2 separate regions of the Homo sapiens genome follow, and region 1 is linked to region 2. Evidence: read pairs that join two places in POLR2A ChIA-PET (ENCODE). Cell type or tissue: PC-9. All regions are shown on one strand. Each heading gives the region's core, and the rest is flanking DNA. Links, peaks and the distances in the headings are about the cores only.

Region 1 (10,937 bases), core at 3,020-8,019, 110 kb after region 2:
TTTATCTTTCATAGAGACTCTATGGGACTACACAAATTAGCCCACAGATGCCTGAAACAGAGTGGCACCATGCACTTAATTTTGTTGAAGTCCAAGCTTCTTTCTCTATGATAAAAGAGGAAGTGACATTCTATACAGCTATGCCTGTGTTCTGCTCATTCTTCCAGGAATACTTTTGTCACTAGAATTTGTATAGGTGGAGGAGGAGGGTGTCATCCTATTGCTCAGCATTTCCCAAATAATCACTCTGTAGCTTATACTCCCCACAACAGTTTATCTCAGGATGTTTCGTGGCTTCACACCACTCACCATTATTACACCAGTGAAACTCACCAGATTATATTTTCTGTGTTCACTCTCCATAGGCTTCTGTTCCCTTGATAGATTTTTGTCTTAGAACCTTTTTTTCTGGAGAAACGCTACTGTTTAGCACCACTTTATGTATGTCAGAATGGATGTAGGTTTCTTTGTAGCAGATTTTAAAACTCTGGCCTCCGGCCTTGGTGGTTTCTGGTGCAGGAACTGAGAGACCCTTTGGTGTTCTACCTGGAGGCGTGGCTGGCGGATGAGATCTTGAGTGAGTGACCTTAGGCCCAGACCAAGCTGTAATTCCAGAAGTGGCGTGGATGCGCCAGGCCCTGCTGGTGGTGGACATAGTGGACTCCAAGAACCTAGTCGAAATAATGGTTTTTGGATGGCTCTGAGTACAGAATCGGGTGAAGAGCATGCTCCTGTGCCTGGCATGGTTTCACCGAGAACACTGTGCCCAAGCTGAGAAGATAAAACACCTTGAGAAGAACTTGAATGCCCATGCCTCAGGCCCCCACACTCCCCGGCATCCTATTGCTTAAGCAACAGAACTATTATCAGGAGAATTTTGAGAACCTTCTTGCTTTTGCTGCTAAGGTGGAAGAGAAGTGAGTACAGCTTTCCTAAATCCCTGCATTCCTTTTTCCTGTGTCTTGATGGATAGTCGTTTATTTTGTGGCAAGAGTGAGTTTGAAGAACTACTCTAATAAAGAAATGGCTCTTTTGCCCAATGGCATAAAGATCTTTGCACACTTATAATAAATCAAATTTATTTTTTAAAATTTTAAACTTCTCATAGAGAGGTATTGATGGAACATTCAATTAAAATCTTTGTTTATAGGACTCAGAGATAGCCAGATATTAAACAAATAAAAAAATGTTTCTCGTGAATATCAAGTTGACTCTTGATTAACATTTTATACTCTTATTAACATTGCGTACATTGTTTGTTTCTATTCAACCAATTTCAGAACTTCATGAAAAAGTTGAATGGTAGGTTGAGTGATGGGGTAACACAATGGGAGCCTTTTCTGCAAGGCTGGCATGTGAATAAAGTACCTGCAAATCATAAAAAGAAACAAAATAGAGAGTTTTAAAAACAAGAATTTTCACATTGGTCACTTGAGTACATTCACACTCACTGGCTAGGGTTGTTGGGTGTGGGAATCTAAGCTACAAGACTTGGTCAGCATTTTCAGATCTCCAATCTCCCCCATTTGTGACCTAGAAAATCTCTGACATGTGGACTGTCCCTCCAATCTCCCCCATTTGTGACCTAGAAAATCTCTGACATGTGGACTGTCCTCACCACAGTATGAGCAGAGGCTCCTGCTTCTTGGTTTATCAGGCAATGCGCAGTGAGGTGTTGAAATGAAAGGGTCAAGCTGTGGTGACTACTAGGGCCAAGTCAAGAGGGAAGAGTAGAACTCATCCCCCACGGCCTCAGTAAAAGCCTAGGAAAGGCCAGAGGAAGAGGCAAAAATGAGAAAGACTTCAACCATCCCCTTGGATGACTTAAAAGAATGGTTCTCAACCCTGATGCACATTGGAATCACCTGGAGAGCTTTATCTTTAAAATCTCACAGCCCTGGTACCACGCCAGACAAATGGAAACAGAATTTCTACGTGTGACACCTGGTTATCAGTATTTTTTTAATAGGTTGAGTATCTCTTATCCAAAATGATTGCAATCAGATGTGTTTCGGATTTCAGATTTTTTCAGATTTTGGAGTATCTGCATTATACTTAATGGTTGAGCATCCCTAATATGAACATGTAAAATCTGAAATGCTACAATGAGCATTTACTTTGAGCATCATGTTGGTGTTCAAATGATTTCGGATTTTGGAGCATTGCAAATTTTGGATTTTTGGTTTAGGGATGCTCAACCTGTAGTTGCTCAGATAATTCCAATGCAATGTGAGTTGAAAACACTAGTTTAAAACAAGAATCCACACCTAAATGGCTACCAGTAATGTAATTTAGGGGGTAAGAGTAAGCAAGAGAGAGAGGAGATGGTGGCAAACTAAACAGTACATGATGCACCTAAGGGGGTAGCTGCAGGAGTTCTGCCTAACTGTTGTCATCTCACAAGTGTGACACCACTTTGCCAGTTGTCCTGATTTTCAGATGTTTGTATCTAAGTTTTAAAAATTGAGTTGTATGATACATGCTACAATGTGGATGAACCTTGAAAACATTAAGCTCAGTGAAGTCAGACACAAAAGATCACATATTATACGCTCCATTTATGTAGAATGTCCAGAATAGGCAAATCCATCACAACAGAAAGTAAATTAGTGGTTTCCAGGGGTTAGGAGGAGGAGAATATGTGGTGTGATTGCTTAATGGATACTGAGTTTCTTTTGAGGTGATGAAAATGGTGTGCAATTAGATAGTTATGACAGTTGCAAAATATGGTGAATTTAAAAACTATGGAATTGTATATTTTAAAATGGTAAATTTCATACTATGTGAAATTTACCTTAATATATATATTTTTTTAAGTGAGGAGGTGCAAGAGGGAAGAGATGGGAATTGGGTTGTTTGGACGAGCTCAGAGCCAAACAAATCCCTTTTATGGGAGTCAGAATGGAACACCTCATGGAAGACAAAAAGTCCATGGCTGAGTGTGGTGGCTCACACCTGTAATCCTAGCACTTTAGGAGGCCGAGGCAGGTGAATCACTTGAGGCCAGGAGTTCAAGACTAGCCTGGCCAACATGACAAAACTCCATCTCTACTAAAAATACAAAAATTAGCTAGGCGTGATGGTGCATGCCTGTAGTCCCAACTACTCAGGAGGCTGAAGTGGAAGGGGGCATTGCTTGAGCCCAGGAGGCAGAGATTGTGATAAGCCGAGATCACAGCACTACACTCCAGCCTAGGTGGCAGAGTGAGACCCTGTGTCAAAAAAAAAAAAGTCTATAAATTGGACTGTAGTTTTTTTTTAAAAAAAGACAATCTAAGGCTGTAATTTATGTCTCCACATCCTTTTACGTCTTCATCCAAACAAATGACAAAGCTGTGTCCGCTGTACCCTTTTCATCTTAAGTCAGAGACAACCTGGGTTTTCTCCTTAATGGGTGCTATGCAGGGCTGCACTGCTAAGTGCACTTGGCTTTGGCAGCCTATAAATAGAAATGGAACCCCTGAGGTGCAGGAGAACAGGCTGGCAGATGAAGCCAATGCTGGCTACTGTTCTTTCTTACTGTTCTGTTACTGAGAGGGGTAAGTGAAACAAACAAAACCCCTGATAACCATGTTCATTAATTGTTACTCCTTTATCAATTGCTTCTGTCCAATAACTCAATTGTAAGTCACAATCCATAATTTATTATCCTCTTCAGTGAAGTTTATTTACACTTTTTTTTTTTTGAGGCGGAATATCCCTCCGTTGCCCAGGCTGGAGTGTGTCAGCATGATCTCAGCTCACTGCAACCTCTGCCTCCTGGGTTCAAGTGATTCTCCTGCCTCAGCCTCCCGAATAGCTGGGATTACAGGCGTGCACCACCAGGCTCAGCTTATTTTTGTATTTTTAGTAGAGACGGGGTTTCACCATGTTGCTCAGCCTGGTCTCAAACTCCTGACCTCAAGTAATCTGCCCGGCTCAGCCTCCCACAGTGCTAGGATTACAGGCATGAGCCACCATGCCCAGCCAAGTTTATTACTCTTAATTACTCACAGCAGGTTAAAATTATTACTACTTCCGTGAGATGCAGCTACAATAAAGACAATGAGTGACAAACCGTTCTTCAAAGAGAGTTTGATGTTTCACTAGTCTTTTCTGGCCTGGGAATATACTTCAAATGGCAATGGTTCTTAGAGGTCCCCAAAATCCTACCATTTTCACAGATCAAAGTGAAATATTATTAAAAACAAAAATAGGCCAGGTGCGGTGGCTCACACCTGTAATCCCAGCACTTTGGGAGGCTGAGGTGGGTGGATCATCAGGTTAGGAGTTCGAGATCAGCCTGACCAACATGGTGAAACCCTGTCTCTACTAAAAATACAAAAAAAAAATTAGCCAGGCATGGTGGCGGGCGCCTGTAATCCCAACTACTCAGGAGGCTGAGGCAGGAGAATTGCTCAAATCTGGGAGGCAGAGGTTGCAGTGAGCCAAGATTGCACCACTGTATTCCAGCCTGGGTGACAGAGCAAGACTCCATCTCAAAAAGAACAAACAAACAAAAAAGAATTCCTGATAAATACCTAATCTTCTAAATATTGGACCATGTTGCAGGTTTGCATGAACTCAGAAATGAGTGAAATCTTACTGCAGATTAGATTCAGACATTTTTTCTTACCTGAATTCTTCTCTGTAGTTATTCCTAATATACTCAGCTAGAGTCCTGCTGTGCCGCAGACAGCTCTTGAGGATGTAAAATTGCTGGTACAACAGAACTGCTTGGCAGGGACTTAGCAGCTGAAATGAAGCTGAAAGACCCCTCACCACTTGTTTCACAATACTGGCCACAAAAGTAATCTAGACAAGGAAAATACAGTTACATGTAGGCTGTGTGCCACCCACAAAAGCAACTATTTCAGCTGGAGCTTCAACTACAAATCTAGACTGAGGCCCTCACTACCCTAACACCACTGTTGCAATGTTCCTTATTGAAATGGTATCCAATGTCAAATAAAAAGTATAGGAGGAAGCTGGGCATGGTGGCTCACGCCTGTAATCCCAGCACTTTGGGAGACCAAGGCAGGTGGATCACGAGGTCAGGAGTTCGAGATCAGCCTGACCAACATGGTGGAACCCCGTCTCTACTAAAAATACAAAAATCAGTCAGGCGTGGTGGTGCATGCCTGTAATCCCAGCTACTCAGGAGGCTGAGGCAGGAAAGTCGCTTAATTCGGGAGGCAGAGGTTGCAGTGAGCCGAGATCATGTCACTGCACTCCAGCCTGGGCAACAGAGCAAGATTCCATCTCAAAAAAAAGTATAAGAGGCCAGGTCGGGCACTGTGCCTCATCTGTAATCCCAGCACTTTGGGAGGCTGAGGCGGGTAGATCACTTGAGGCAGGGAGTTCTAGACAGCCTGGTTAACATGGCAAAACCCCATCTCTACTAAAAATACAAAAATTTGCCAGGCATGGTGTCACATGTCTGTAATCCCAGCTACTTGGGAGGCTGAGGCACAAGAACTGCTTGAATGCAGAGGCAGAGGTTGCAGTGAGCCAAGATCGCACCACTGCACTCCAGCCTGGGCGAGTGCAAGTAGTTACTCTTCTGTGTAATTACAATCCATAAACGTAGGCTTGTGTGAAAAGCAGAAAAGAACACTAGTGCCTTTTCAAACTCTAACCAACAGGTCACACTACACACCCATTGAATTAGTATCAGTAAAAATGTGTTGCCTTTTCTATTGTAATATGTTGCAACTGGCCCTTCCCTACAGGTAGGGCAAGTAGGTGGAAGTGGATTTTTCCCATTCCAGACCATTTACATGTGTTGACAAAACATTATATATATATTGATTAAACATATATTGCCTGGCAAACACAGCTTGAGCTGAGAGAGTCTGAGGCAGTAGAACAGAACAATGTTAATTAGCCTATTTAGAAATTAAGTTTTTAACTTTTCTAGCACCTTTCTCTAACCAAGTAAGATAATGAGAGCTGACTGACATGCAGGTGCATAGCAATGATCCCAGTTTCTTTGCTTGCAAATGTCTCTTGAATGATTTGTTTCTGCCCATACTGTTTATAACTGGGTTAATATTGAAGCTTTCTTTTGCCAACCCTTCATCCTTACATGCTTCATGGTCACAGACTAGCCTCATACTCAACCCAATTCCTTTGGTGAACCAACTTTAGAGGCTGGTAAAGAAACTTCCTTTTAGCCAGAGTACAGTGGCACATGCCTGTATTCCCAGCTACTTAGGAGGCTGAGGCAGGAGGACTGCTTGAGCCCAGGAGTTTGAGACCAGCCTGGGAAACATAGCAAGACCCCATCTCATTTTTAAAAATTTTTTAAAATAAATAAATGCGGCCAGGCACGGTGGCTCACAGCTGTAATCCCAGCACTTTAGGAGGCCGAAGTGGGAGGATCTCCTGAGGTCAGGAGTTTGAGACCAGCGTGGCTAACATGGTGAAACCCTGTCTCTACTAAAAATACAAAAATTAGCCAGTCGTGGTGGCAGGTGCCTGTAATCCCAGCTACTTGGGAGACTGAGGTAGGAGGATCACTTGAACCCAGGAGGTGGAGGTTGCAGTGAGCCGAGATCGCACCACTGCACTCCAGCCTGGGTGACAAAGGGAGACTCTGTCTCAAATAAATAAATAAATAAATAAATAAATACCATGCAGGAAGGCTTACATGGGAAATGAAAGTAAAAAAATAAAAATAAAAAAATAAATAAATAAAAAGAAACTTTCCTGTTACGTGGAGTCTGTAAAACCCAGATTTCCACACATCAGTCCATGTAATAGGGTCTGCAGCCACCACACAGAAAACAAAGGGGTCTTGCATCTTGCACATATGAGCTTCCATTGCTGTGAATGACTATAACTTTCAAACATTCTGTGAAATGGTCTGAGATTGGTTGGGGCCTGTGTGCTACTGAGGAAGACAAGTTCATGGGCTCAACTTCTGTAGAAGGCAGCTGGCTGTTCTACTGACAAATGTACCCTCTGGCCCCAGCCAGCTTTGTGTAAACATATGTCATAGGGATCTGACAAGACAGTCTAGATCCCATAGAACAGACCCAACATCACTCTAGAGAAACAGCAGGGGACCACTGATGGTCCAACAGATGCGTGTCCATATATGGAAAGAGAACAGGCCGGGCACAGTGGCTCATGCCTGTAATAGCAATTTGGGAGGCCAAGGTGGATGATCACCTGAGGTCAGGAGTTCCAGACCAGCCTGGGCAACATGGCGAAACCCCGTCTGTACTAAAAAATACAAAATTTAGCCGGGTATGGTGGCAGGTGCCTGTAATCCCAGCTACTTGGGAGGCTGAGGCAGGAGAATTGCTTGAATCTGGGAGGTGGAGGTTGCAGTGAGCTGAGATCGCAGAACTACTGCACTCCAGCCTGGGCAACAGAGCAAGACTCTGTCTCAAAAAAAAAAAAAAAAAAAAAAGAACATATTACCTCGTGTCCATCAGCAATGGAAATTTAGTTTAGATTACTCTTTTGAAGAGATTTCCAATTAAGTGTTTGTTGACTGAATGCATAAGTTTGAGGAGGTGGGAAGAGATTAAGGGATAAAGCCTCTACTACAATTAATTCAGCAGATATTTTACTGAACATTTATGGTGTGCCTAGCACAACAGACATAGCTTCTACCCTCACGGCACTGGCAGTCTGTTGGAAGAGAAAGACATTGTATCAGTCGTGATGGACTAGATTATGCTGTGGTAACAAACCTCCCAAAATACCAGTGCTTTGCTTGAAACAGCAAAGGTTGATTACTCATTCACACTGCATGTCCCAGAGGGGTCTGCAGGGCTCTGCTCACTGTGGTTACTCTTGGCCATCTGCAGGCAGGGCAGCCACCTTGTGGGTGCTATGCCGAAGGAAAAGAGAATGCCAGGTGGCACATACTGGCTCTTAAAGCTTCTGCCCAGAAGTGACATAGGCCACTTCTGATCACATTTCATTAGCCAAAGCAGCCACAGAGACCGCCTCCACCCCACAATTTCACATGGAGAGGGAAGTGCAGTCCCACCATGTGCCCAGAAGGAGGCAGAGACAGAATATGAGTGGGCACTAATGGCTGTGACACGGCAGAAGCAAATAATAACACAAACAAATGCAAACTGCAACAGTGACGAGGCCTATAAAGCAGAGGAAGAGGACACCATGCCATGCACTGTTTGTGCCTCTAATGAGGGAATCTCCCCTGTCACGGGGGGCAGAGAAGCGTCCTCCACTGCCACACCCCAGGAAGGGGCCCTGAGGCCTGAGGGATGAGTAGAAGTTGACCAGGTGAAAAAGGGAGGGAAAGCATTTCCAATGGAGAGACAGATGCAACGGTACAGGTCCTGTGATGCAGCTGCAGGGAGGGGGGTGGTGGTGGGGAGAGGGATGGTGAGCAAGAGACCCACACAGCAGGGAGGCTGAGGGACCAGAGGAAGCTGTCGGCCATAGCACGCAGGGCCCTGTAGGCCATGTTAAGGAGTTTAGTCTTCATTCAGAAGGAAGAGTTATTGAGAGATTTGAAGCAAGGGATGACAATCAGATTTTTATTTCAAATGGATCCCTCAGCCTGTAATCTGGTGGGAAGACAGGGACAGACCATTGAGATGTGATTGTAGCATCAAGGAAAGAAATGGTGATAATAGGAACTAGGATGGTGTCTGTGGGACAGAGCACACAAATGATCCCAAGTGTTAGATTCATGCTCACTATTTAAGGTAAATGTTTATCTTTTTACCTAATTATACAGCTAATAATTTAATATTCTGTTTTCTACATGTATCTTAGAGTTTTTCATGAAATAACGTTCCCATTTAAGATATAATTTCAGTACCTTAAACATTCAGGTCCAAAATGTAAAAACGATTTATCAATTAAATAATAAACTGTCAAATTTACACTTTGCTTCTGGTTGATAAACTTGATTACATCACAGGGAAAATCTGTGTTTTATTAATTAAGCACAAGAGTATCTGTTTAATTAGGCTTGGGGGTGATTTCGTTTTGACTTCTAGATACTTACGATGGGAGGACAGCTTTGTAGAAAGGACATTATCCAGCTAATAGCAAACTTTGTGGATCCCAATCCGAGATTTCCCTAAAAGACTCAAGGAAATAAACAAGTTATATTCATAAAGTTCAAGTAGTATATAAAAGGATACTCATTCTTAAATACATTTTTATCCTGATTAATCGAATCCTTAAAATCAGTTTTGGAAAATAAACTAGATGAGCACTTAAGAGCAAAGTTCATATCATTGAAATCAACCAGTTTTGGAGACCATCTCAAGTACAAGCATTTTTGATATATTATTAATCATATAACATAATCACATAATATACATATATCATAATATATAATAGTCATGTAATTTATAGTTACATAAAATATGTAAAAATATAATTTTTAAAAATTGTACCTGCTGAAAGACCAGAAGTATCTCATATAAAAGTGCTGTAGCAGTATTTGTATACTCCAGAATAAGCTTCTGTAACTAGAATTTTCAAGAATAATCAATGCAATGTCATAAGCCAAGTCAGAAAACGATAATTTCCCATGGTTCCCTTTAGGTACTTATACAATAAACTTTCTCTTTTTTTTGAGACAAGGTCTCATGCTGCCACCCAGGTGGGAGTACAGTGCTGTGGTCATGGGTCTGTGCAGCCTCAAACTCCTGGGCACAAGCCATTCCTCTCACCTCTGCTTTCTGTGTAGCTGGGACTACAGGTGCAAGCTACCATGCTGGCTAATCTTATTTTTTTAATTTTTTGTAGAGATGAGGTCTCACTATATTGCCCAGGCTGGTCTCAAATTCCTGAGCCCAACCCATCCTTTCACCTCAGTCTCCCCAGTAGCTAGGACTACAGGTATGTGCCACCATGCCCAGGTAATTTTTGATTTTTTATTTTTGTAGAGACAGGGTCTCGCTTGTTGCCCAGGCTGGTATGGAACTCTTGGCCTCAAGTGATTCTCCCACCTCTGCCTCCTGAGTAGCTGGGATTCAGATGCAAGCCATTATCCCTGGCTGGCCCACAGAATACTAAGACAAAAAATTGCATATTTGATTTGCAAAATCAATCAGATCAACAACCCTACTTCCTTTCAAGAATGTAGAAATACACACCCCCCCCCGCGAGTTGAGGTGAGAGATTCTCTGGGGAATTTAGGCTTATTCCCAAATTAAACTAAGATTCCTTCTGTGGGATGGATAAATAGAGGGTTTAGAGATACTTCATTCCTCTCAAGAATTCCAAACTCCTCTTTACAATTACTATCCCTTTTCTTCATTTATTTACTCAACAAATATGCATCAGACACCATGCTAGGTGTTGGGGACGCAAGGGAGAACAACACAGACATGAGACCTGCCCTCATGGAACATACAATCTAGTTGGGGAACAAACATCAAGTGATCAAATACACAAATGCCTAATTATAAACTGAGACAAGGGCTATGAAAGAAATGTACAGGAAGTTAAGGGAGCTCTATAAAGGAGGACTAGTCTCATTTGGTGGTCAAGGAATGCTTCCCTCTGGCCAATATCTTTCCTTACCTAGATTATGGCACTAACTTCTTAATAGCCCTGCCTATCTGAGTCTTGGTTCCACCCCACTCTTTAATAGCTAATCCACCATTGAAAGTGGTATTGGAGACTCTCTATATACAGTCTGTAATTATATATTCATGGATATATTTGAATAATGTCTGTCTCTCCCAGCAGAGTAGAAACTAATGAAGGCAGGGGTCGTGTCTGTTTTGCTTACTGTTTTGACCCTACTGCCTAGCACACTGTTTGCTCATAATAGATGCTCAATAAATATTTACTGACTGTGGCCAGGTGTGGTGGCTCATGCCTGTAATCTTAGCATTTTGGGAGGCCGAGACAGGCAAATCGCTTGAGCTCAGGGATTTGAAACCAACCTGGGTAACATGGCAAGACCCCATCTCTACAAAAAATACAAAAATTAGCCAGGCGTG
Region 2 (10,937 bases), core at 2,201-7,200:
AGACTCATTTGCAGGAAGAACAATGTCAGGTGGAGAGAAGGAATTGAATGAATATTTTTAATAAATTTGTAGATGTTAATATGATTTACTTATTTGCAATTTTCATAGCTATATGATATTCTATCCCATTTCCAGTGTTTTTGCTCTTTTAGTAGCAAATACTCTGAATCTCTGCATATGTTACTCATTTTCTATCATCCTATTCCTTGTGATGGATACCCAAGGGTACTCATCTACAGGATGAAAGGGTATGAGCACGTTTCTAGGTGCCCTGACCCCAAGATTAGGGGTTTTGTTAGAGGCAAAGCTAAAAGGAAATGATAAAATAAATGAATATTTATAGAAGTTAAATCTATTAATCTAGCCTTATTACACCGAGTACAACAGGGAATAATAAGCCATCTATCTGAACGTGCACGGTTAGGGCCTCAAGGAAAGTGGGCTCAGCAATGAGTGTTGGTACACATGGAAAATCACATTTGCCATGTTTTCTATGGCTTTGGGCTGCTGCTGCATCACTGCAGTTTAATAGGAGGAGGCTGGTGAAAATGTTACCAACTGCCAGGGGTCAATGGCGAAAGAACACATTTCTCTAGGAAAGATTACCTTCTCTGAAGAAGTGATAGGGGGAATAAGGCATAAAATTATCTGACCTGAGAGACCTTAACAGCTAGGCCTGCACTGCTCATGCTTTGGGACCAGAAAGCGGATGGTTTGATATGGTAGCTGCACTTCTAAAAAAAAAAGGGGGCATTCTTGGCAGGAGAAAGGGTGTTACATGGAAAGATCAGCGATAGTACACACGCCTTCCCATAGAGTGAGGTGGCTTTCCCACCCCTCAACACTCCTTCAGACCCCCACTGTAACAAAGGGATGTGTCTACCTCTAAATTCATCATTTACTGAACAAATAACTCATGAGGGTTACCATATGTCTGACACTGTAGGAAGAGCTGAAGCAGGGCCTAAAACACTATAGTGCAAGTATCTGTTTACACATCTGTATGAGAGTAATTGATGCTAGCTGCTGTAACAAACAACCCCCCAAACTCAGTAACACAATCAAGCTGTATTTCTCCTTCACATCATAGCCTGGTGTGGGTCAGGTAGGTGACTCAGGGTTCTAGGCTCCTTCCATTTTTTTGTCGCTGCCACACTGGAAATGGGATAGAATATCGTATAGCTATGAGAATTGCAAATAAGTAAATTATATTAACATGTACAAATTTATTAAAAATACTCTTTCAATTCCTTCTCTCTGCCTGACATTGTTCTTCCTGGAAATGAGTCTACAAAATCAACATTAAGGAAAAAATGATCAGGATTCAATAAATTCTGGATAGAAAAAAGAATAAAATGTCTTTAAAAATTTATATTTCAAGTGTGTGGGGGCAATAAAGAGGCCAGATAATAGTAGTTAAATGTGGGGCTCTGTAGGCAATAGATCTAGGTCAGATACTGGCTCAATTGTTAGCTGTGTGATTTCACAAGAGATAACTGATGCTAGCTGCTGTAACAAACAACCCCCCAAACTCAGTAACACAATCAAGCTGAATTTCTCCTTCACATCACAACTTGGTGTGGATCGGGCAGGTGACTCAGGGTTCTGGGCTCCTTCCATTTTTTTTGTTGCTGCCACCTTAGTACGTGGCCACCATGAAGAGGAAGAGAAAGCACTTGCAATGATGTGAGGTTTTCTGTCTTGGTATGGAGGAGACATGAATCACTACTGTACATGTCCAAGTCACATGGCAAGGGAGGCCAGGAAATGTCATCTTCCTATAATGCAAGAAAAAGAACCCAGGGCCGGGCACAGTGGCTCACGCCTATAATCCCCACAATTTGGGAGGCTGAGGCAAGAGGATTGCTTGAGCCCAGAGCAATTAAACACTGCCTGGTGCATAGTTAGTGCTCAAGAATTGTGCTATAATCAATGTTACTAAATTATCTAGGATTAGATGTTTCTAAATTAAAACTATTTCCTGCTTTGTATTTGTCCTTTATTCCAAAAACTTAAAAATTTCTCATTTCTGGTTTGTCAGGGATGAAATACTAAAGCAACTTCATGGATTGTGATTTCAAGTATATGAAAAGTTTAAGACCCAATTGCTTTTGAAGGAGATTCATCTAGAAAAACCAGGGATTCAAACCCAACACATCGGGTGCTAAAGTCTACCCTCTTAGTTGACATAGAATTAAATTAAAATCAGTATTGATTGGATTATGCTTTGATAAAAATGTAACTTCATTTAAGTCTAGTAAATAATTAGGATTATGAGGTCAGGAGTTTGAGACCAGCCTGGCCAATATGGTGAAACCCCGTCTCTACTAATGATACGAAAATTAGCCGGGCATGGTGGCGTGCACCTGTAGTCCCAGCTACTCGGGAGGCTGAGGCAGAAGTATCACTTGAACCCGGGAGGTGGACGTTGCAGTGAGCCAAGATCGCACCACTGCACTCCAGCCTGGGTGACAGGGTGAGACTCCATCTTAAGAAGAAAAAAAAAGCAATTACTTTTGCACCAACCTAATAAAAATGAAAAATCCCAATGAAAATGCATGAATATCATGTGCCTTGACAACTTACGGAGCATTTGGAACATGTCAAACAGTAATCAGAGGTCAGGTTGAGGAAAAAATGATAAGAACCCTCTCTGCCCCACCATTCACATCATTCAGTGGATCTATGTACTAAATCTAGCCAGTGGGTTGTGAGCAAAAATGATCTGTGTCACTTGTGGGTTAAAATATAAAAGAGTGCTAGGCACACTGGCTCGCACCTGTAATCCCAGCACTTTGGGAGGCTAAGTGGGAGGATCGCTTGAGCCTAGGAGTTCAAGACCAGCCTGGGCAACATAGCAAGACCCCATCCCTACAAAACAGTTTTTTAAAAAACTAGCTGTAGGGCAGGCACGGTGGTTCACACCTGTAATCCCAGAACTTTAGAAGGCCGAGGTGGGTGGATCACTTGAGGTCAGGAGTTCAGGACCAACCTGACCAACATGGTGAAACCCCATCTCTACTAAAAATACAAAATTAGCCAGGCGTGGTGGCGCATGCCTGTAATCCCAGCTACTCAGGAGGCTGAGGCAGGAGACTTGCTTTAACCCAGGAAGCGGAGGTTGCAGTGAGCCAAGATTGCACCATTGCACTCCAACCTGGGCAACAAAAGTGAAACTCCATCTCAACAAACAAACAAACAAACAAACAGTAGCTGGTTGTGGTGGTGTGTGACTGTGATCCCAGCTACTTGGGAGGCTGAAGTGAAAGGATCGCTTGAGCCTGGGAGGTAGACGCTGCAGTGAGCTGAGATCATACCTCTGCACTTCAGCCTGGGTGACAGAGTGAGATCCTGTCTCAAAAAATAATAACAATAACGTATGAGAGAGGATTCAAGCTTTCCAAGCAGTCTCTTCCCCTGCCATGGCACTCATAGAAGCCTCCCGTTAAGATGGCAGAGCTGTAATGCTAGAAAAGCACAGACTGTTAAGTCACTGCATGGAGGATGGTCATCCTGGAGAATTGTTTGGACTCGAGTGGACTCTACAACAGCAGGAAATAAACTACTGTTATATCAAGCTACTGACATTGAGAATTAGGTTGCATAGTTATGCCACAGCATAATGTAGCCTTTCCTGATGCATACAATTACTTTTCCTTTCTTTTTTCTTTTCCCTGGAGTTCATAATTACCTTTGTTTCATTTGCTTAGCTTTCTATTTACATAAATAGGTAAAAATTCCTTCTCAAAAATCTTTTACAGAAGTGTTCTCAAACTCAATGCATTGAAACATGCTATAGTTTATAAATCTTGGATCCATCACTTAAAGAGGCATTTGACCTGTTTCAGTATGGATAAGTTGTTCTCTAAGTCTACTGCATAGCTGAGAGCCTAAGATCTCTGGGGACTCACTCCACTTTTCTCTTGAGTTGGTTCCACTATTTCCTGGAACCTCATACAGCCATCTCAGCTAGTCATGACTGACCTAGATTTAACACAGTATATCCTTAATCAGCTTCCTGATTGAGAGTGTATTTTGAGACATTCCATGTCTAGAAAGTGTCTTTATCTCACATGTAATTGTGATAGTCTGGCTGAGTATAAAATCTTACTTAGGATGTTAACTTAAAATCAATGTGGTCAAGGAAAGGAGGAAAAATATGTCCTCCTAGTAATTCCCAGTGTAAGTGGAAATGACCCAGCCCTAGATTTACTTGGCTTTAGTTTCCATCACCATAGATTTCTCAATCAAAAGGCAAATATATCTCATATGTCGGAAGATTAATGTATGAATAATCAGTACCACTGGCATATGGCTACTCTCCTATTTTCCTTACCCCTTTGTCTTCACAAGGAAGCCCAGACTCTGTTTGCCAGTGGCTGGGTCCTGGGGCCGATAACTTCAAGCTAAACATTCAATATCAGTATGGTAGGTGAGGAAGATTTTCTCAGAGTGGCTCATTATCTGGAAAGTGTAAGAATGAGGTGGCAGAAAGAGGTAGAAACAGCATGAAAAGGCAGAGCCAAGGAGAGATCGACAAACAAGAAGGATTGTGCCCATATTTCTCTATTCTCTCTAGCATTATGAATCATTTCCCCTCAGGATTTTGGAGATGTTGCATCAGTGTTGCTACCGAACATTCCAAAGCCATTCTAATTCTGTTACTTTGTATGTTCTTTTTTTTCCCTATACATAATTTACTATTGCATGTTTTTCTCAGGGTTTCTGAAATTTCAGAATATCCTGATGTGGATCTATTTTGATTCATTGTACTGAAGACCATTTCAGCCCATCTTACACTTTGATTCTGGAAAGTCTTCTTTTCCCTGGAGCTTATAATTACTTTTATTTCATTTGCTTAGCTTTCTATGTACATAAGTAGATAAAAATTAATTCATTCTCAAAATCTTCCACAGAAATGCTTTCAAACTCAATGCATTAAAAACATGCTATAGTTTATAAACCTTCTTGGATCTATCAAGGAAGATTTATTTGATTATTTTATCTCCTCCATTCCATCTGTTTTCTTATAATTCCTAATATTTGGAGGTTGGACCTCATGAACTGATCCTATAATTTTACTAATTTTCCTCCAGTTTTTCATCTATTTGACTTTTTGCTCTATTTTCAGGGAAATATCCTCAACTTTATCTGCTAACTCTTCTGTTAAGTACTTTATTTCTGCTCTCATGCTTTTAATTTCCAAAAGCTCTTTTTGTGAGCTGGCTGTTCATTTTTTTATAGAATCCTGTCCTTATTTGACAGGTCCTATATATTTTTTTATTTTGAGATTATTAGTGATAGTTCTTCTAAGTTTTCTTCTCTCTGCACACTGTATTTCCTCTAAGTTGCTTTTTTAAATTTTTGACCTGTGTTTGCTTTGCTTTCGTTTATGTTACAGGCTTTCCTAAAATTCCTGGTGATCCTTGGCTATCTGCTCGAATTTAAAAACAAGCACTAAAGAAGGGCACTAAAAAACAGATTGTCATAGCAGTATTATCCATAATAGCCAAATGATAGAAGCAATGCAAATGTCCATCAACAGAGGGACAAATGAATAAGCAAATGTGGTATATTGATACAATGGAATACTATTCTGTAATGAAGATGGGAAAGAACGGAGTACTGATACACGCTACAACATGGGTAAACTGAAAACATTATTACGTGAAATAAGCCAGTCATAAACCACATATTGTGTATATTTTATCCATAAGAAATGTTCAGAATAGGCAAATCTATAAAAATACAAAGTAGATTTGTAGTTGCTGAGGGCTGGGAAAAGGGTTTGGGGAGAGAAATGACTGCTAATGGGAGTATGGGATGTTCTTTTGGGGCTGATAAAATGTTCCAAAATTCATTGTGTGATAACTACACATCTGTAAATATACTAAAAACCACTGAATTGTATCCAATAAAGTACTAAATTGTATGATATATGAATTATACCTCAATAATGCTCATTACCCTCCCCCTACCCCATTAGGTACCGGGCTGCACAGCAGGGGGTAAGTGACCATTACCGCCTGAGTTCTGCCTCCTGTCAGATCAGCCAAGGCTGATTCTCATGGGAGGGTGAACCCTACTGTGAACTGCACAATTGAGGGATCTAGGTTGTGCGCTCCTTATGACAATCTAATCCCCCTAAATCCCACTATCATCTGTGGAAAAATTGTCTTCCACAAAACCGGTCTCTGGTGCCAAAAAGGTTGGGAACTACTGCTCTAGAAAGTAAATCTCCAAGTCTCCTGGTAGAGCAATAAGGAGTATATTTGCCTGGCCACATGGAGTTGGAAAATATATTGAGACTTAACTGCTTCTTATAGCTACAAATATCCCTGTTTCAGCCTCACCTCACAGAAATATCAAGTGGGATCAATTTCTGAAACTTTGAGAAGTTTCCTTAATGCAAGTCAGGTTTCCAGTTTGGGATTCAACTTTCTTCAGATGCTAAATTAATTATTCTTTGCAATCTCTTTTGTAGCTTCCAAAGCTTTGTAACTGTTGTACCTCTCTTATTTTCTTTAACCTGTGTGCTTATATCTTCTTTTAAATGCCCCTAATTGTCCTTAAGAGAGGTGTTTGGAGGCTGTAAAGATAAATGTCTGTCTTGAAATCACCACCTTTAAACACAAGCTCCTCCTTTAGCTTCTTAACAAATCCTTTCTGCTTAAAATCAATTGGAGTGGGTTTCTGATGCTTGCAACTGAAAGTGCTGACTGATACAAGTTGTTAGGAACAATTTTCTTCCTAGTAAAGGTAAAATAGTTATTCTTGGCTGGGTGACGTGGCTCACGCCTGTAATCCCAGCACTTTGGGAGGCTGAGGCGGGTGGATCACGAAGTCAGGAGATTGAGACCATCCTGGCTAACACGGTGAAATTCCATCTCTACTAAAAAATACAAAAAAATTAGCCAGGCATGGTGGCGGGCGCCTATAGTCCCAGCTACTCGGGAAGCTGAGACAGGAGGGCATGAACCCAGGAGGTGGAGCTTGCAGTGAGCCGAGATTGCACCACCACACTCCAGCCTGGGCAACAGAGTGAGACTCCATCTCAAAAAAAAAAAAAAAAAAAAAAAGTTATTCTTGAGAGGAGAGTAAACAGAACCCTGAATGTTAAAAAGGTACATGCTAGTTGGGACCAAGCTGCCTTTTAACCAGGGAGAATTTCCCAAATTCTGCAGACAACAACAGTTGCAAAATAGTGCCTATCTACACCAGGGGGTGTGTGAGCATCCCATTTGCTGCCTCAAGAGAAGATGGCTTGGCTGCAAAATAATCAGCTAGCATCATGATGACAGGATCAAATTTACACATAACAATATTAACCTTAAATTTAAATAAGCTAAATGCCCCAATTAAAAGACACATTGTAGAGAGTCAAGACCCATAGGTGTGCTGTATTCAAGAGACCCCTCTCACATGCAAAGACATACATAGACTCAAAATAAAAGGATGGAGGAAAATTTACCAAGCAAATGGAAAATCCAAAATGCAGGGCTTGCAATCCTAGTTTCTGAAAAAACAGACTTTAAACCAACAAAGATCAAAAAAGACAAAGAAGGCCATTATATAATGGTAAAGGAGTCAATTCAATAAGAAGAGCTAACTATCCTAAATATATATGCATCCAATACAGGAGCACCCAGATTCATAAATAAGTTTTTAGAGACATACAAAGAGACCTAGACTCCCACACAATAATAGTGGGAGACTTTAACACCACCACTGTCAATATTAGATAGATCATCATCAAGACAGAAAATTAACAAAGATATTCAGGACTCAAACTCAGCTCTGGATCAAGTGGACCTAATAGATATCGACAGAACTCTCCACCCCAAAATAACAGAATATACACTCTTCTCAGTGCCACTTGGCACTTCCTCTAAAATTGCTCACATAACTGGAAGTAAATCACTCCTCAGCACATGTAAAAGAACTGAAATAACAAACAGTCTCTCAGACCACAGTGCAATCAAATTAGAACTCAAGATTAAGAAATTCACTCAAAACCATACAACTACATGGAAACTAAACAACTTGCTCCTGAATGACTCCTGGGTAAATAATGAAATTAAAGCAGAAATCAAAAAGTTATTTGAAACCAATAAGAACAAAGAGACAACGTACCAGAATCTCAGGGACACAGCTGATGCAGTGTTAAGAGGGAAATTTATAGCACTAAATACCCACATCAAAAAACCTAGAAAGATCACAAATAGACACCCTAACATCACAACTAGAAGAACTAGAGAACCAAGAGAAAACAAACCCCAAAGCTAACAGAAGACAAGAAATAACCAAGCTCAGAGTAGAAGTAAAGGAGATAGAGACTTGAAAAACCCTTCAAAAAAATCAATGAACGCAGGAGCTGGTTTTTTGAAAAATAATAATAAAATATATAGACTACTAGCTAGAGTAATAAAGAAGAAAAGAGAGAAGAATCAAATAGACACCTTAAAAAATGATAAAGGGGTATCACCACTGACCCCACAGAAATACAACCAACCATCACAGAATACTATAAGCACCTCTGCAAATCAACTAGAAAATCTAGAAGAAAAGGGTAAATTCCTGGACACATACACACTCCCAATATTGAACCAGGAAGAGGTTGAATCCCTGAAGAGACAAATAAACAAATTCTGAAATTGAGGCAGTAATAAATAGCCTAACAACAACAACAACAAAAACCCAGGACCAGATGGATTTACAGGTGAATTCCACCAGAAGTACAAAGAAGACCTGATACCCTTTCTTCCAAAACTATTCCAAACAATTGAAAAGGAGGGACTCCTCCCTAAGACATTCTATGAGACCAGCATCATCTTAATAACCAAAACCTGACAGAAATACAATAACAAAAAAAGGAAAACTTCAGGCCAATATCCCTGATGAATATTGATGCAAAAATACTCAATAAAATACTGGTAAACCAAATACAGTAGCACATCAAAAAGCTTATTCACCACAATCAAGTTGGCTTCATCCCCAGGATGCAAAGCTGGTTCAACATATGCAAATCAATAAAAATAATTCATCAAATAAACAGATCTAAAGACAAAAACCACATGATCATCTCAACAGATGCAGAAAAGACCTTTGGTAAAATTCAACATCCCTTCACCTTAAAAACTCTCAATAAACTAGGTATTGAAGGAACATACCTCAAAATAATAAGAGCCATTTATGACAGAGCCACAGCCAATATCATACCGAGTGGGCAAAAGCTGGAAGCATTCCCCTTGAAAACTGGCACCAGACAAGGATGCCTTTTCTCACCACTCCTATTCAATATAGTACTGGAAATTCTGGCTAGGGCAATCAGGCAAGAGAAAGAAATAAAGGGTATTCAAACAGGAAGAGAGGAAGTCAAATTGTCTCTGCTTGCAGATGACATGATCCTATATCTGGAAAACTCTATCATCTCAGCCCAAAAACTTCTTAAGCTGATAAGCAACTTCAGCAAAGTCTCAGGATACAAAATCAACGTGCAAAAGTCACAAGCATCCCTATTCACCAACAACTGGCAAGTAGAGAGCCAAATCATGAATTAACCCCCATTCACAATGGCTACAAAGAGAATAAAATACCTAGGAATACAGCTAACAAGGGAAGTGAAGGACCTCTTCAAAGAGAACTACAAACCACTGCTCAAGGAAATCAGAGAGGACACAAACAAATGGAACAACATTCCACGCTCATGAATAGGAAGAATCAATAACGTGAAAATGGCCATACTGCCCAAAGTAATTTATACATTCAATGCTTTTCCCATTAAACTACCATTGACAGAATTGGAAGAAACTATATTAAAATTCATATGGAACTAAAAAAAGAGCTTGTATAGCCAAGACAATCCTAAGCACAAAGAACAAAGCTGGAGGCATCATGCTACCAGATTTCAAACTATACTACAAGGCTACAGTAACCAAAACAGCATGGTACTGGTACAAAAACAGACACATAGATCAATGGAACAGAATAGAGAACTCAGAATTAAGACCACACATATACAACCATCTGATCTTTGACAAACCTGACAAAAACAGGCAATGAGGAAAGGATTCCCTATTTAATAAATGGTGCTGGGAGAACTGGCTAGCCATATGCAGAAAATTGAAACTGGACCCCTTCCTTACACCTTATACAAAAATTAACTCAAGATGGATTAAAGACTTACATGTAAAACTCAAAACTATAAAAAGCCCTAGAAGAAAATCTAGGCAATACCATTCCGGACATAGGTACGGACAAAGATTTCATGACGAAATCGCCAAAAGCAATTGCAACAAAAGCAAAAATTGACAAATGGGATCTAATTAAACTAAAGAGCTTCTGCACAGCAAAAGAAGCTATCATTAGAGCAAACAGGCAACCTACAGAGTGGGAGAAAAGTTTTGCAATCTATCCATCTGACAAAGGTCTAATATCCAGAATCTACAAAGAACTTAAACAAATTTATAAGAAAAAAACAACTCCATTAAAAAGTGGGCAAAGGGTCAAGTGCAATGACTCACGCCTGTAATACCAGCACTTTGGGAGGCCGAGGTGGGTGGATCACTTGAAGTCAGGAGTTGAAGACTAGCCTGGTCAACATAGTGAAACCCTGTCTCTACCAAAAATGCAAAATTAGCTGGGCATGGTGGTGTGCTCCTGTAATCCCAGCTACTCGGGAGGCTGAGGCAGAAGAATCACTGGAACCTGGGAGGCAGAGTTTGCAGTGAGCCAAGATCATGCCACTGCACTCCAGCCTGGGCAACAGAGTGAGACTCCAGCTCAAATAAATAAATAAATAGTAAATAAATAAATATATAAATAAGTGGGCAAAGGACATAAATAGACACTTCTCAAAAGAAGCCATTCATGCAGCCAACAAACATGAAAAAAAAAAGCTCAACATCACTGATCACTAGAGAAATGCAAATCAAAAC

The links. Peaks named below come from ENCODE experiments on the same cell type or tissue, not always from the same donor. Only the 100,000 strongest peaks of a DNase experiment are listed, where the experiment ranks them.
Region 1: POLR2A ChIA-PET joins it to region 2 with 6 read pairs; 3 of 35 experiments call an interaction of 5 or more read pairs at or near these places.

The regions. Positions count from the first base shown.
Region 1 is chr12:64,265,921-64,276,857 of GRCh38, forward strand. C12orf56 (chromosome 12 open reading frame 56) reads right to left here. Exons shown (of 13, transcript NM_001170633.2): 10 at 9,378-9,452; 11 at 8,981-9,055; 12 at 4,616-4,794; 13 at 1-1,368. The coding sequence ends at 1,263. It also overlaps the pseudogene OOEPP2. Among named protein-coding and RNA genes, the nearest start is that of KICS2, 49 kb to the left of the region's middle. In PC-9, for the core only: a CTCF peak has its summit at 7,979 (motif pointing right); no DNase peak of the experiment used is centred there.
Region 2 is chr12:64,156,281-64,167,217 of GRCh38, forward strand. It overlaps SRGAP1 (SLIT-ROBO Rho GTPase activating protein 1), which reads left to right. Exons shown (of 22, transcript NM_020762.4): 22 at 1-5,937. Among named protein-coding and RNA genes, the nearest start is that of KICS2, 61 kb to the right of the region's middle. In PC-9, for the core only: no CTCF peak of the experiment used is centred there; a DNase peak (open chromatin) is centred at 4,591; H3K27ac peaks cover 1,979 bases.